Regions from separate parts of the Homo sapiens genome. Here all the other regions are linked to region 3. Evidence: chromatin contacts called from ENCODE Hi-C or POLR2A ChIA-PET data. All regions are on one chromosome and are shown on one strand. The core of a region is the stretch at or near the end of the contact, and the rest is flanking DNA. Distances in the headings are between cores, read along the strand shown. Region 1 overlaps TMEM131 (transmembrane protein 131). Region 2 overlaps TMEM131 (transmembrane protein 131). Region 3 overlaps TMEM131 (transmembrane protein 131).

Region 1 (4,705 bases), core at 907-3,406, 110 kb after region 3:
TCTCTAAGCTGTCTGTGAGTAACAAAGCCATTTATAATCAGTGTAAAAATGTCAATGTGTCAGTTGTTTCAAAATAGGAACACTTGCTTTCAAAACAGAAGTTCACAAACTGTTTACTTCCCTATTTCATTTAGTTAAGATTAAAAATATCTTTCACTTTAAAGACAAATCTTTGTCTACTAAGTTTTTGTTTTTCTTTTAGGTGAAGGTATTTTTCTGAATATTACAACTGATGAATAAATATAATTTGCAATTTTAATACATCTAAAATAACTCATGAAAAAAACAAATGCTGTAAATAACTAGTAGAAAAATTTATGCCATATTGTGGGGGGTGGTATCAGGCATTAGGAACCTAGGTTGTCATTGCATATCTTTACCTTCTAGCCTTCACAATCTCCTCACCCACAAAAGGAGAAGGCTGGACTAGTCAAATCAGCGATTTTTAAACTTTCTTCTACAAAAACTAGGAACAGAAGAAAGGGCCACACAGGCAGGCCTCAGGAGGGTCCCCAAAGCTGTGTTACAGAGTCACCTTGCCTAGCATGCTGTTGTTATGGCTGGCATCTTCTCCTCCTTCAAGTCTCAGCCTTGACCCCACTCACAGTGTGGCCCTCCTTGGCTTCTCAGAGCAGCCCAGTTATCCTCTATTATATTCCCTATCTTAATTCTTATCACAATCTGTAAAAGTTCCTGGTTTGCTTGTCAATAATCTGTGCCTAGAAGCAAGTCTGAAAAACATAAGATAAGAAATTCTGGTTAGGATAATGACATTGTGCTTGAGCCCAGGGGGCAGAGGTTGCAGTGGGCTGAGATAGTGCCAATGCACTCCAGCTTGGGTGACAGAACAAGACCCTGTCTTAAAAAAAAAAAAAAAAAAGACACTGCTATTTTAGAATTCAACATTGTTAAATACATCAATATCTCTTTTACAGTTACACTTGCTCAATATTTTGTTTCAACAAAGGGCTCAATAGCAATTTTAAAACATCCTGGACTAGGTCCACATGGGTCCCTTCGAGCTTAAAGACATTTTATGATCAAAGCTTTGTTTCTTCCCTCATTAGTTTTATTATCTGAAAAATGTAACATATACTTGTCTTCTTGCCACATTAGAAGTACAAGGGAACTCATATAAACCATATTTTAATTTTATCAAGACCACTCAATATCATCAACTTCCTAAAGAAGCTAATGCCCATGTTGTTTACTAAAACTCAAAATATAATCCTATGTAATTCAGATGTGCAGGATATATACCATACATCTAAAAAGATGAGCCAGAAAGGTTTTTCAAAATTAATTTTATAGCTAAAGACAAAATACCATAATTAATTTTCACCTTATCCTAAAGAATCTAAGTCATCTAAAAAGATCTGTAAACTTCAGTTATAAAATGTAGAACTAATGCTCAAGAACCACCAACTACTCTTAGCAGCTTCAGTATCAGAAAATCACTAAAACTCTGAAGCTCGCACTGCAAATGCTCTAAAAACTAAGCTATTACTGGAACTATAGCCCAAAACAGCAGGCCCTAGTCAGGACCTATATGATAAACCTAAATAGGCTGACTGTTAAAACAAAGTATTTAAATGCAGTCATGTACCATGTAATGTTTTGGTCAACGATGGACTGCATAGATGATGGTGGCTCCATAAGATTATAATACTGTATTTACTGTACCCTTTTCTATGTTTAGATACACGAAAACTTGCCATTGTGTTACAACTGCCTACAGTATTCAGTATAGTAACATGTTGTACAGGCTTGCAGTCTAGGAGCAATAGGCTGTATCATATACCTTAGGTATGTAGTAGGCTATACCACCTAGGTTTGTGTAGGTACACTCTATGTTAGCACAATGATTAAATGGCCTAACACCACTTAGGATGTTTTCCACGTTGAGTGATGCGTGACCATAGTACCCAAAGTCTCCAAACAGAAACACCAAGTGTCCATCACAGATGAATGGATCAACATGGCAGTTACATAATGAAATATTATTCAGCCACAAAAAAGAATGAAATTCTGATATATGCTACAACATGGATGGACCTTGAAAATATTATAGTAAGTGAAATAAGCTAGACAAAAAAGGGCAAATACTGTGCTTCTACTCACATGAAAAATGTAGAATAAGCAAATTCACGGGGACAGAAAGTAGATTAGAGGTTACTGGGCAACAGGGTAGGGGGAAGTGAGGAGTTGTGGCTTAATGGTTACTGAGTCTCTAGGGTAATGAAAAAAGAATGGTGGTGTTTGTATAACATTGTGATTAATGCTACTGAATTGTACACTTAAAATAGTTATAAATGCTGAATTTTATGCTACATACATGTTATTTTAAAAACTACAAAACTCATTAACTTAGACAAAAAAAAAATTACAAATTGAACCCAGCAATGTATAAAATTATGCATCACGACCAAGTGACTTTTACTCAAGGTATGCAAGACTCACCCAAAATTCAAAAACTGATCATTGTAATTCACCCCATCAACAGGCTAAAGAGGAAAAACACATGATCATATCAACTGACACAGAAAAAGTATTTGACAAAACCGAACACCTCTTCATGATAAAAACTCTCAAGAAGATAGGAGAAATGTAGAACTACCTCAATCTCAACCTCTAGGTAATATCCTTCTTACCAGTAAAAGACTGAATATATAGGCCCTGAGACTGGGAACATGTCAAGGATGTGGCTCTCACTCTATTCAACATGTGCTAGAAGTTCTGGCCACTTTAACAAGGCAAGGAAAAAAAAAAGACGAACACACTGGAAAGGAAATAAAACTCCCTAATTGCAGGCTACATACTTGTCTATGTAAAAACCCCAAGGACTCAAAAAGAAAAGTCCTTCTTAAAGGTAATAAGTACATATAGCAAAGTTGCAGAATACAAGGTCTAAATCCTAAAATCCAGTACATTTCTATATACTAACAATGAATATGCAAAAATCAACATTAAAATGCCATTTACAACGCCATTTACGACTCCAAATAAAATGAAGTACCTCAGATATAAATCTAAGAAAGCATGCACAGGACATATGTACTGAAATATACAAAATGCTGATGAAATAAATCAAAGAAGATCTACATAAACAAGAAGACACACTATATTCATGGATTAAAAGACTCAAAATGTAAAGATGTTAATTCTTCCCAAATTAATCTGTGGGTTTAATGTAAACCCTGTAAAAATCCCAGGATAATTTTTTGTTGACAAGCTTATACAAAAAATTAGATAGGAACAAACCCTAGAATTGCTAAAAACAATCTTCAAAAACAAGAATAAAGTGAGAGGAATCACTCCACCAGACATTATGTCTTACTGCATAACTTCAGTAACCAAGGCAGTGTGATATTGGCAGAGGGATAGACACATAAATCACTTGCAGAGAGTAGAACACCTAGAAACAGAACCATATATGCCTCACTGGTTTTGACAAAATTGCAAAAGCAATTCATTGGAAGAACAGCTTTTCCAACAAATAGCACAGAAGCAATGAGACATCTATAGACCAAAACAATATTTTTCTTAAAGAACCCTGACCTAATCCTTACAACTTATACAAAAATTAACTCAAAATACATCACTGCTCTAAATTTAAAATGTAAAACTATAAAACTTTTTAAAAAGGATAGAGAAGATCTTCAGGATCTAAGGTTTGGCAGTGTTCCTAGAGTTGACACCAAAAGCACAATCCAGAAAAAAAAAATGATAAATTGTTGTACCTCATTCAAAATTAAAAACTTTGCCCTTCACATGACCCTGTTAAGAGTAGGACAGGACAAACTACGAAAAGGTATAAAATATTTGCAAACTACATATTTAACAAAAGTCTAAAGATCTAGGCTATATAAAGAACTCAAAAACAAACAGAAAAGAACAATCCAATAAGCAAGTGAAAAGATGTTCAACATCATTAACCATCAGGGAAATGGTAATGAAAGCCACAATATCAGGATGGTGAAAATGAAATACCCATTCCTATCAAAAGATCAACATCCTGGTTGTGACTTTGTAGTATTCTTTGTCAAGATATTGCCATTGGGAGGAACCAGGTACAGGCTACACAGGATCTCTCTGTATAACTTCTTATAACAGTGTATGATTCTAAAATGATCTCAATAAGAATCTGTATTAAAAAATGAAATAGCTAATGATAAATTCTGGTAATTAGTTCTACCTGCTCAATAGTTTATCTTCAAAATGTTTTTGTAATAGTGATTCTTAAATGGGTTAATATTTATAATATTAAGATAATGAAATTTAATTTCAGGACCTACATGCCATTATCAATGTTAATTCAATCAACTGGTTTTGACAGCAAAAGTTGAGAATAGTTTGAAGAAACAAAATAGCACAGAAGAAGAAAAAAAAGCAACAGAGGTACTGTCAGTGAAAATGGCAAAGTTAGGGACATTTGAAAATTCTAACAAGAACAAGAAAATTGGCAGCATCAGAATAAACTTTCTAAGAACTCTGGCAATTAACCAAAAGCTTGCAGCAATCTCCAAAAGCTTGCAGCAATCCATGGAATGTTAATACATTTTTAAAAAGCTGAATCTCAACAAGAACAGTGAAATATGTGGCATTTAACTTTTCTATTCTCATTCTCTTCTCTCCAGCTCTGTGACAGCACTATAACCAACAGCCCAATCACAGTGAAAATCAGCAGCCTGACAGGCAATAAGGG
Region 2 (4,244 bases), core at 1,605-4,104, 120 kb after region 3:
CAACAGGGTGCCAAGGCAATTCAATTGGGGAAAAGTAATCTTTTCAATAAGTCATGCTGGTACAAATGAATAGCCACATGGGAAAGAAAAACAAAAGAGAATCTGGATGCTCCAAAATTTACAAAAATCAACTTGAAATGAATAACAGAATTTATGTAAGAGCTAAAATTCTAAAGTTCCTAGAAATCAACACGGGAAAATTTTAGTGATCTTGAGTTTGGCAAAGATATTCTTAAGTAGGATACAAAAAAGAAAAAAATCTTGAACTATAAAAGAAAAAAAGATGAATTGAGAGGTGGATTAAAAATTTTTTTTTTAGCTTTTACTCCTCAAAAGACACTGTTACAAAAGTAAAAATACAAGCCACAGACTGGAAATAATATTTGCAAAATGCTTATCTGACAAAGGACTTGTATCCAGAATATGTAAATAACTGTTACAACTAAATAAGAAAACAAACAGCTCAATTTAAAAAAATGCAAAAAAGATGTGAACAGACATTTAAGCAAAGACAACATGAATAGCACATGAAATAAGAGGGCACATGAAAAGATGCTCAAAATCCTTAGTCATTAGGAAAATAAAAATTAAAACACCAGGAGACACCACTACATAACCAATAAAATGATTAAGATGAAAACTTCTTACCATATCAGGTGTTGGCAAGGATGTGCAGGAAGTGGAACTGTAATACCCTGCTAACGGGAATATAAAATGGTGCAACCACTTTGGATAACATGTCAGTAGTTTCTTTTTTTTTTATTTATTTTTTTTGAGACGGAGCCTCGCGCTGTCGCCCAGGCTGGAGTGCAGTGGTGTGATCTCGGCTCACTGCAAGCTCCGCCTTCCAGGTCCAAGCCATTCTCCTGCCTCAGCCTCCTAAGTAGCTGGGACTACAGGCACCCGCCACCACGCCCGGCTAATTTTTTGTATTTTTAGTAGAGATGGGGTTTCACCATGTTAGCCAGGATGGTCTCGATCTCCTGACCTCGTGATCTGCCCGTCTCGGCCTCCCAAAGTGCTGGGATTACAGGCGTGAGCCACCGTGCCAGGCCAGTAGTTTCTGAAAAAGTTGAACACATAACCCACCAGACATTCCATTTCTAGGTATTTGCCCAACTGAAATGAAACGTATGTGTGAATGAAAATGAAAGACTTGTACATGAATATTTAGGGAAGCTTTATTTGTAATAGTTCAAAAGAGGAAACAACTCACATTCCCATCAACGGGTGGGTGGATAAACAAATTGTGATACAGCAACACAGTGGAATACTATGCAGTACTAAAACAGTCAAACATGCAACATTACAGACAAATCTAAAAATAATCATGCTGAGTGAAAGAAGGGAGACAACAGAAGAGTAAATACTGTATGATTCTGCTTATACAAAGTTGTATAATATGCAAACTAATCTAAGTGACAGAAAGCAGAAGAACTGTCGCCTGGGATTAGGAAGGGAGGTAAGAAAATTCTACAAAGGGTCACAAGGAAATAGAGAGTGCACACGTTCACACAATCTTCACTATGGTAATAGTTTCACATGGGCCATAACTCAAACTGTACACTTTAAATGTGTGCAGTTTATTGTACATTAATTATACCTCAATAAATCTGTTTATTAAAAGTCAAGGCCAGGCGTGGTGGCTCACGCCTGTAATCCCAGCACTTTGGGAGGCCGAGGCGGGTGGATCACAAGGTCAGGAGATCGAGCCATCCTGGCTAACATGGTGAAACCTCGTCTCTACTGAAAAAAAAAATACAAAAAAATTAGCTGGGCGTGGTGGCGGGCACCTGTAATCCCAGCTACTCGGGAGGGTGAGGCAGAAGAATGGCATGAACCTGGGAGGCAGCGCTTGCAGTGAGCCGAGACCATGCCACCGCACTCCAGCCTGGGCGACAGAGTGAGACTGTCTCAAAAAAAAAAAAAAAAAAAAAAGTCAGTATTTATTTTTACACCCCACACAGGGCTTGCTTCTTTTGGTTACTTTTATACAATAGCTTCTGAAGGATTCCAAATCATCATCTCACATCAACTACATGAAGGCCTTACTCCAAAATTGCAACCATTTTCCTTGCCTTATTTCTTGTACCTGCAAACCCAAAGGCCTATCATTACTAAATCCTCCTTCTGAGAAACACATCACTATGTTTTGTGAGGATGATGGCTACCAATCTCATTACGTGTCTTTCTTACAGAATATCCAAAATTTCAGCACAAGACAAAAAATAAAAATACATCTATACATATAGATACCTTATCAAGCCAATATTTAACCACTTCATTAAAGCAGTGAATGGAAAAAAGTATTTCCCCATGAAAAGTGTTCGCAAGGCTTTATAGTCTACATTTTCGTCTGTATGATAGTTAAAATCATTAACTATAATCAAATACATACATATATAAAGATTTAAAAAGCTACGTACCTAAGATGTGTGTGCTCTACTGATTATAAGCTATGTTTCAATTTAAAAACAGTCAAAGTTTGAAGATAGCAGTGCTGTGTTTCATGGACATTCCACCTTTCCTCTCCCTGACTGTCCTTGTGGCTTCTGTAGCCCTAGTCCTCTCTCCAGTATGCCATGATCCTAATGTCCCTACACTTGCTTCTCCCCCTGCTAGCAGCTCTACACTCTGTGGCAAAGAGCATCAGGACAGGGTCTCTTTACCGGATATTCCCCTTCAGGCAGCAACAGACTGGGAGAGCAGTTAACATCACTGACTTAGAAATAATTTTTTTTTTTTAATTACGGGTTTCTCAGAAATCATGTAGAAGTTGAATGAGTTCAGAGCCAGAACTAGGGCATGGGTCTGCTGATTCCAAGACTCCAATATCTACCACATCTGCATTCTGGTTTATCAGCTCAAGATTCCAGTCTAGTTTCTCAACACTGTGGAATGAAAAACTGCTCAGCCATCAACTTGTAACCAAAGATGACTAATATTTTAGCCAATAAGGATTAAAAGGAGGAAAACGAGCTTAGTTTCCAGGTACTAATATCCTTTTAATAGCCTAAATTTGCAGTAAAGAAAGTACAATAAGCTGGAAATAGCCAACAAACCAAGAGGAACTCATTTCCTACAGAACACATGCACTGTTAATTTTAGGGATTTACCAGAGTTGCACATTTTAAAGTTAAAATGATAGAACCAGAGAACAGAAGCAGAGAGCAGAATAAGTCAACAGTTCACTGATGGTGCAGACTCACATTCAGCACAACCAGACATATTGTAACAGGAAAAAAAAAATCCCTTTAAGTGAAAATAAGGATTTAAGGAAGTTAGAAAAACATGGAGTCAGTTAGGTTTGGTGTGTAGGTTCTGGTCTACTTTTGTAGTCTGTAGTTCCAAAGACAATTGAGTTTTGTAAGCCCCTGTGATGGTAATATGTGTCTGCTTCATTCTTCTAGCTCTGCTGGAGCTCCCACTGGATAGCTTCTGGTGCCACACAGCGGGGTGGAAGGCACATCCTCAGGCTGCACAGTATGATTAGGCCAGTGGGTAGGGGACTGCCAGACCTGAGGGGTGAATAAGAGCATTTCCCGTGGCTTGTTCTACAGTCACCTCACTGGTAAGCTTCTCACTCTATCTCTGCTGGGCCACTGTTGTGGGCAGACTAGGCCTGCTACTGCCACTGGGTAAAATGTCTCATTGGCAAGTCCCTCCTGGGCTTCCCTTTTCCTGATCCTTTGGCCAGAGAGGACAGGGTTTTCTGTTTTTTGTTTTTGTTGCTGTTTATGCCTGTTGGCAATTTCAAGTTGTACTCCACTCCAGTCTGGGATACACGGGGGAAAAACACAAACACGCATACACACCACACCGCCCCAACACACATGCATGGAAATTACTCCAGTCCAGTGTGTTTCAAGTCCTAACGTCCCCTAGCCAGTCCACCCGCTTTCCACCTTTTAGAGTCCTTTAATACCATACAGGATCAGTGAACTTGAAGACAGATCTAAAGAAGTGTTCAATTTCGGCCAGGCGCAGTGGCTCACACCTGTAATCCCAGCATTATGGGAGGCCAAGGCGGGCAGATCACGAGATCAGGAGTTCAAGACCAGCCTGACCAACATGGTGAAACCCCATCTCTACTAAAAATACAAAAATTAGCCAGGTGTGGTGGCGCACGCCTGTAATCCCAGCTACTTGGGAGACTGAGGCAGGAGAATCGCTTGAACCCGGGAGGCGGAGGGTGCAGTGAGCCAAGATCACGCCACTGCACTCCAGCCTGGGTGACAGAGCGA
Region 3 (4,528 bases), core at 953-3,452:
GGCCAGAAGCCCCCAACCAGATAATCCAACAGCAGGACTGAGGGTGCCCGGGGCAAGTGCCAGCTCATGTCATCACCCTCACTGAGCTCTGGGTACGTTTAACCATTGAAGGCCAGGAAATTGACTTCCACCTGGACACTGGTGCAGCCTTCTCAGTGTTAATCTCCTGTCCTGGACGACGGTCCTCAAGGTCCATTACCATCCGAGGAATCCTGGGACAGCCTGTAACCAGGTATTTCTCCCACCTCCTGAGTTGTAATTGGGAGACTTTGCTCTTTTCACATGCCTTTCTCGTTATGCCTGAAAGTCCCACACCCTTATTAGGGAGAGATATATTAGCCAAAGCTGGAGCTATTACCTACATGAATATGGGGAACAAGTTACCCATTTGTTGTCCCCTACTTGAGGAGGGAATCAACCCTGAAGTCTCTGCATTGGAAGGACAATTTGGAAGGGCAAAAAATGCCCACCCAGTTCAAATCAGGCTAAAAGACTCCACTACTTTTCCTTATCAAAGGCAATATCCCTTAAGGCCTGAAGCTCATAAAGGATTACAGGATATTGTTAAACATTTAAAAGCTCAAAGCTTAGTAAGGAAATGCAGCAGTCCCTGCAACACCCCAATTCTAGGAGTACAAAAACCGAATGGTCAGTGGAGATCTTAGACTAGTGCAAGATCTTAGACTCATCAGTGAGGCAGTAATTCCTCTATATCCAGTTGTACCCAACCCCTATACCCTGCTCTCTCAAATACCAGAGAAAGCAGAATGGTTCACTGTTCTGGACCTCAAGAATGTCTTCTTCTGTATTCCCCTGCACTCTGACTCCCAGTTTCTCTTTGTCTTTGAGGATCCCACAGACCACATGTCCCAACTTATGTGGACGGTCTTATGCCAAGGGTTTAGGGATAGCCCTCATCTGTTTGGTCAGGCACTGGCCCATGATCTAGGCCACTTCTCAAGTCCAGGCACTCTGGTCCTTCAGTATGTGGATGACTTACTTTTGGCTATCAGTTCGGAAGCCTCATGCCAGCAGGCTACTCTAGATCTCTTGAACTTTCTAGCTAATCAAGGGTACAAGGCATCTAGGTCGAAGGCCCAGCTTTGCCTACAGCAGGTCAAATATCTAGGCCTAATCTTAGCTAGAGGGACCAGTGCCCTCAGCAAGGAATGAATACAGCCTATACTGGCTTATCCTCACCCTAAGACAAAACAGTTACGGGGGTTCCTTGGCATCACCAGCTTTTGTTGACTATGGATCCCCGGATACAGCAAGATGGCCAGACCACTCTATGCTCTAATCAAGGAGACCCAGAGGGCAGATACTCATCTAGTAGAATAGGAACCAGAGGCAGAAACAGCCTTCAAAACCTTAAAGCAGGCCCTACTACAAGCTCCAGCTTTAAGCCTTCTCACAGGACAACACTTCTCTTTATACGTCAGAGAGAGAGCAGGGATAGCTCTTGGAGTCCTTACTCAGACTCGTGGGACAACCCCACAACCAGCGGCATACCTAAGTAAGAAAACTGATGTAGTAGCAAAAGGCTGGCCTCACTGTTTATGAGTGGTTGTGGCAGTGGCCATCTTAGTGTCAGAGGCTATCAAAATAATACAAGGAAAGGATCTCACTGTCTGGACTACTCATGATGTAAATGGCATAGTAGGTGCCAAAGGAAGTTTATAGCTATCAGACAACCGCCTACTTAGATAGCAGATGCTACTCCTTGAGCAACCGGTGCTTCAAATATGTACATGTGTGGCCCTCAGCCCTGCCATTTTTCTCCCAGAGGATGGGGAACCAATCGAGCATGACTGCTGACAAATTATAGTCCAGATTTATGCCACCTGAGATGATCTCTTAGAAGTCCCCTTAGCTAATCCTGAACTTAACCTATATACTGATGAAAGTTCATTTGTGGAAAATGGGATATGAAGGGCAGGTTATGCCATAGTTAATGATGCAACCGTACTTGAAAGTAAGCCTCTTCTCCTAGGGAGCAGCACCCAGTTAGCAGAACTAGTGGCACTTACCTGAGCCTTAAAACTGAGAAAGGGAAAAAGAATAAATGTGTGTATACAGATAGCAAGTATGCTTATCTATTCCTACATGCCCATGCTGCAATATGGAAAGAAAGGGAGTTCCTAACCTCTAGGGGAACCCCCATTAAATACCACAAGGAAATTATGGAGTTATTGCACGCAGTACAAAAATCCAAAGAGGTGGCAGTCTCACACCGCCGAAGCCATCAAAAGGGGAAGGAGAAGGGAGAACAGCAGCATAAGCAGCTGGCAGAGGCAGGGAAAGACCAGCAGAAAGGAAAGAGAGAAAGAGACAGAAAGTCAGAGAGAGAGAGGAAGAGACAGAGACAAAGAGGAAGTCAGAGAGAAAGAGAAACAGTGAGAGAGGGGAAGAGACAAAGAGGAAGTCAGAAAGAGAAAAAAAGAGAGACAAAAAAGAAGTCAAAGAGAAAGAAAAAGAAATGGAAGTAGTAAAGAAAAAAGTGTACCCTAGTCCTTTAAAAGCCAGGGTAAATTTAAAACCTATAATTGATAATTGAAGGTCTTCTCTGTAACCCTATAACACTCCAATACCACCTTGCTGTCAGAGTAAACAAGGACATAGCCTGAAAGCACTGAGGTCACTGACAACCAGTAGCCTTCCTATCAAAAATCCTTAACCCAGCAGGTTTCCTAACAGGGGATCTAAATCTTAACTAATTACTATACAAAGGTCCGACCAGACCTAGGAGGAACTCCCTTCAGGACAGGACGATAGATGGTTCCTCCCAAGCAATTAAGGGAAAAAGACACAATGGGTATTCAGTAAGTGATAAGCAAAAAAAAAAAAAAAAAAAAAAATTTTAAAATCCCAAACTTACAAGGTTTTCAACAAAAGTTTGCTAAAAGTTAACAGTGTTGGGGAGGAGTGGCAGCGGCAAGGCAGCCCAGTTTCGTGAAGGCTCTTGGCGCGCCGCGGCCCGCAGGCACCTGGCACGCGCCTTCCCCGCCGCCAGGATGCCCAAGAGGAAGGTCAGCTCCGCTGAAGCCGCTGCCAAGGAAGAGCCCAAGAGGAGATCGGCGCGGTTGTCAGCTAAACCTCCTGCAAAAGTGGAAGCAAAGCCGAAAAAGGCAGCAGCGAAGGATAAATCTTCAGACAAAAACGTGCAAACAAAAGGGAAAAGGGGAGCAAAGGGAAAACAGGCCGAAGTGGCTAACCAAGAAACTAAAGAAGATTTACCTGCAGAAAATGGGGAAACGAAAACTGAGGAGAGTCCAGCCTCTGATGAAGCAGGAGAGAAAGAAGCCAAGTCTGATTAATAACCATATACCATGTCTTATCAGTGGTCCCTGTCTCCCTTCTTGTACAATCCAGAGGAATATTTTTATCAACTATTTTGTAAATGCAAGTTTTTTAGTAGCTCTAGAAACATTTTTAAGAAGGAGGGAATCCCACCTCATCCCATTTTTTAAGTGTAAATGCTTTTTTTTAAGAGGTGAAATCATTTGCTGGTTGTTTATTTTTTGGTACAACCAGAAAATAGTGTGGGATATTGAATTATGGGAGGCTCTGATTGTCTCGGGTGTCAGCTTAACATTCCATAGATGGGGGGTTAGTTTTTATATCCTATAATACAAAGCATATTAAATGGCAATATGGAGTCAGTCCTGCATTTAATGTCTTGAACATTTTAAATTACTTCTATTACCATGTTGTTTTTTAGTAGAATTGTTTCCTAAAGAAAACCACTCTTTGATCATGGCTCTCTCTGCCAGAATTGTGTGCACTCTGTAACATCTTTGGTTGTGGTAGTCCTGTTTTCCTAATAACTTTGTTACTGTGCTGTGAAAGATTACAAATTTGAATATGTAGTGTACGTGCTATTGAGTTGTGAACTGGTGGGCTGTATGTAACAGCTGACCAACATGTGAAGATACTGGTACTTGATAGCCTCTTAAGGAAAATTTGCTTCCAAATTTTAAGCTGGAAAGTCACTGGAATAACTTTAAAAAATAATTACAATACATGGCTTTTTAGAATTTCGTTATGTATGTTAAGATTTGTGTACAAATTGAAATGTCTGTACGATCCTCAACCAATGAAATCTCAATTATGAAAAAAAAAAAGTGTAACATATATTATCCTAACTTCTAATCTTATGGAAATCAGACATAGGGTCTGTGCCCCTCAAAGCTCAAGTGTCTCAGCACAGGGCCATACAACTAACACCCCTACTTATAGGGTTAGAGATGGCCACTGCTACAGGAACCAGAATAGCAGGTTTATCTACATCATTATCCTACTACCACAAACTCTCAAAGGATTTCTCAGACAGTTTGCAAGAAATAATGAAATCTATCCTTACTCTACAATCCCAAATAGACTCTTTGGCAGCAGTGACTCTCCAAAACTGCTGAGGCCTAGACCTCCTCACTGCTGAGAAAGGAGGACTTTGCACCTTCTTAGGAGAAGAGTGTTTTTTTACACTAACCAGTCAGGGATACTACAGCGTTTACAGGAAAAGGCTTCT

What was found. A loop is a pair of places that touch in the nucleus more often than their neighbours do. ChIA-PET counts read pairs that join two places held with the same protein, here RNA polymerase II (POLR2A). Pooled maps may share reads with other maps.
Region 1: a pooled map shows a loop between it and region 3 (2.1-fold over the local background). The contact joins two enhancer-like sites. A Hi-C loop is called at or near these places in 1 of 50 pooled maps. POLR2A ChIA-PET finds 5 or more read pairs at or near these places in 3 of 52 experiments (AG04449, activated B cell and activated T-cell).
Region 2: a loop to region 3 is called in a pooled map, with 1.8 times the contacts of the local background. The contact joins two enhancer-like sites. A Hi-C loop is called at or near these places in 1 of 50 pooled maps. POLR2A ChIA-PET finds 5 or more read pairs at or near these places in 4 of 52 experiments (BJ, WTC11, activated CD4-positive, alpha-beta T cell and 1 more).

The regions. Positions count from the first base shown.
Region 1 is chr2:97,931,280-97,935,984 of GRCh38, forward strand. The region is part of intron 1 of TMEM131 (transmembrane protein 131); the gene reads right to left. Among named protein-coding and RNA genes, the nearest start is that of TMEM131, 62 kb to the right of the region's middle. Within about 2 kb of position 2,157, at least 2 of the 41 ENCODE cell types and tissues checked have a DNase peak (open chromatin) inside an H3K27ac peak, as active enhancers do.
Region 2 is chr2:97,947,902-97,952,145 of GRCh38, forward strand. The region is part of intron 1 of TMEM131 (transmembrane protein 131); the gene reads right to left. Among named protein-coding and RNA genes, the nearest start is that of TMEM131, 46 kb to the right of the region's middle. Within about 2 kb of position 2,855, at least 4 of the 41 ENCODE cell types and tissues checked have a DNase peak (open chromatin) inside an H3K27ac peak, as active enhancers do.
Region 3 is chr2:97,824,234-97,828,761 of GRCh38, forward strand. The region is part of intron 11 of TMEM131 (transmembrane protein 131); the gene reads right to left. It also overlaps the pseudogene HMGN1P36. Among named protein-coding and RNA genes, the nearest start is that of ZAP70, 110 kb to the left of the region's middle. Within about 2 kb of position 2,203, at least 2 of the 41 ENCODE cell types and tissues checked have a DNase peak (open chromatin) inside an H3K27ac peak, as active enhancers do.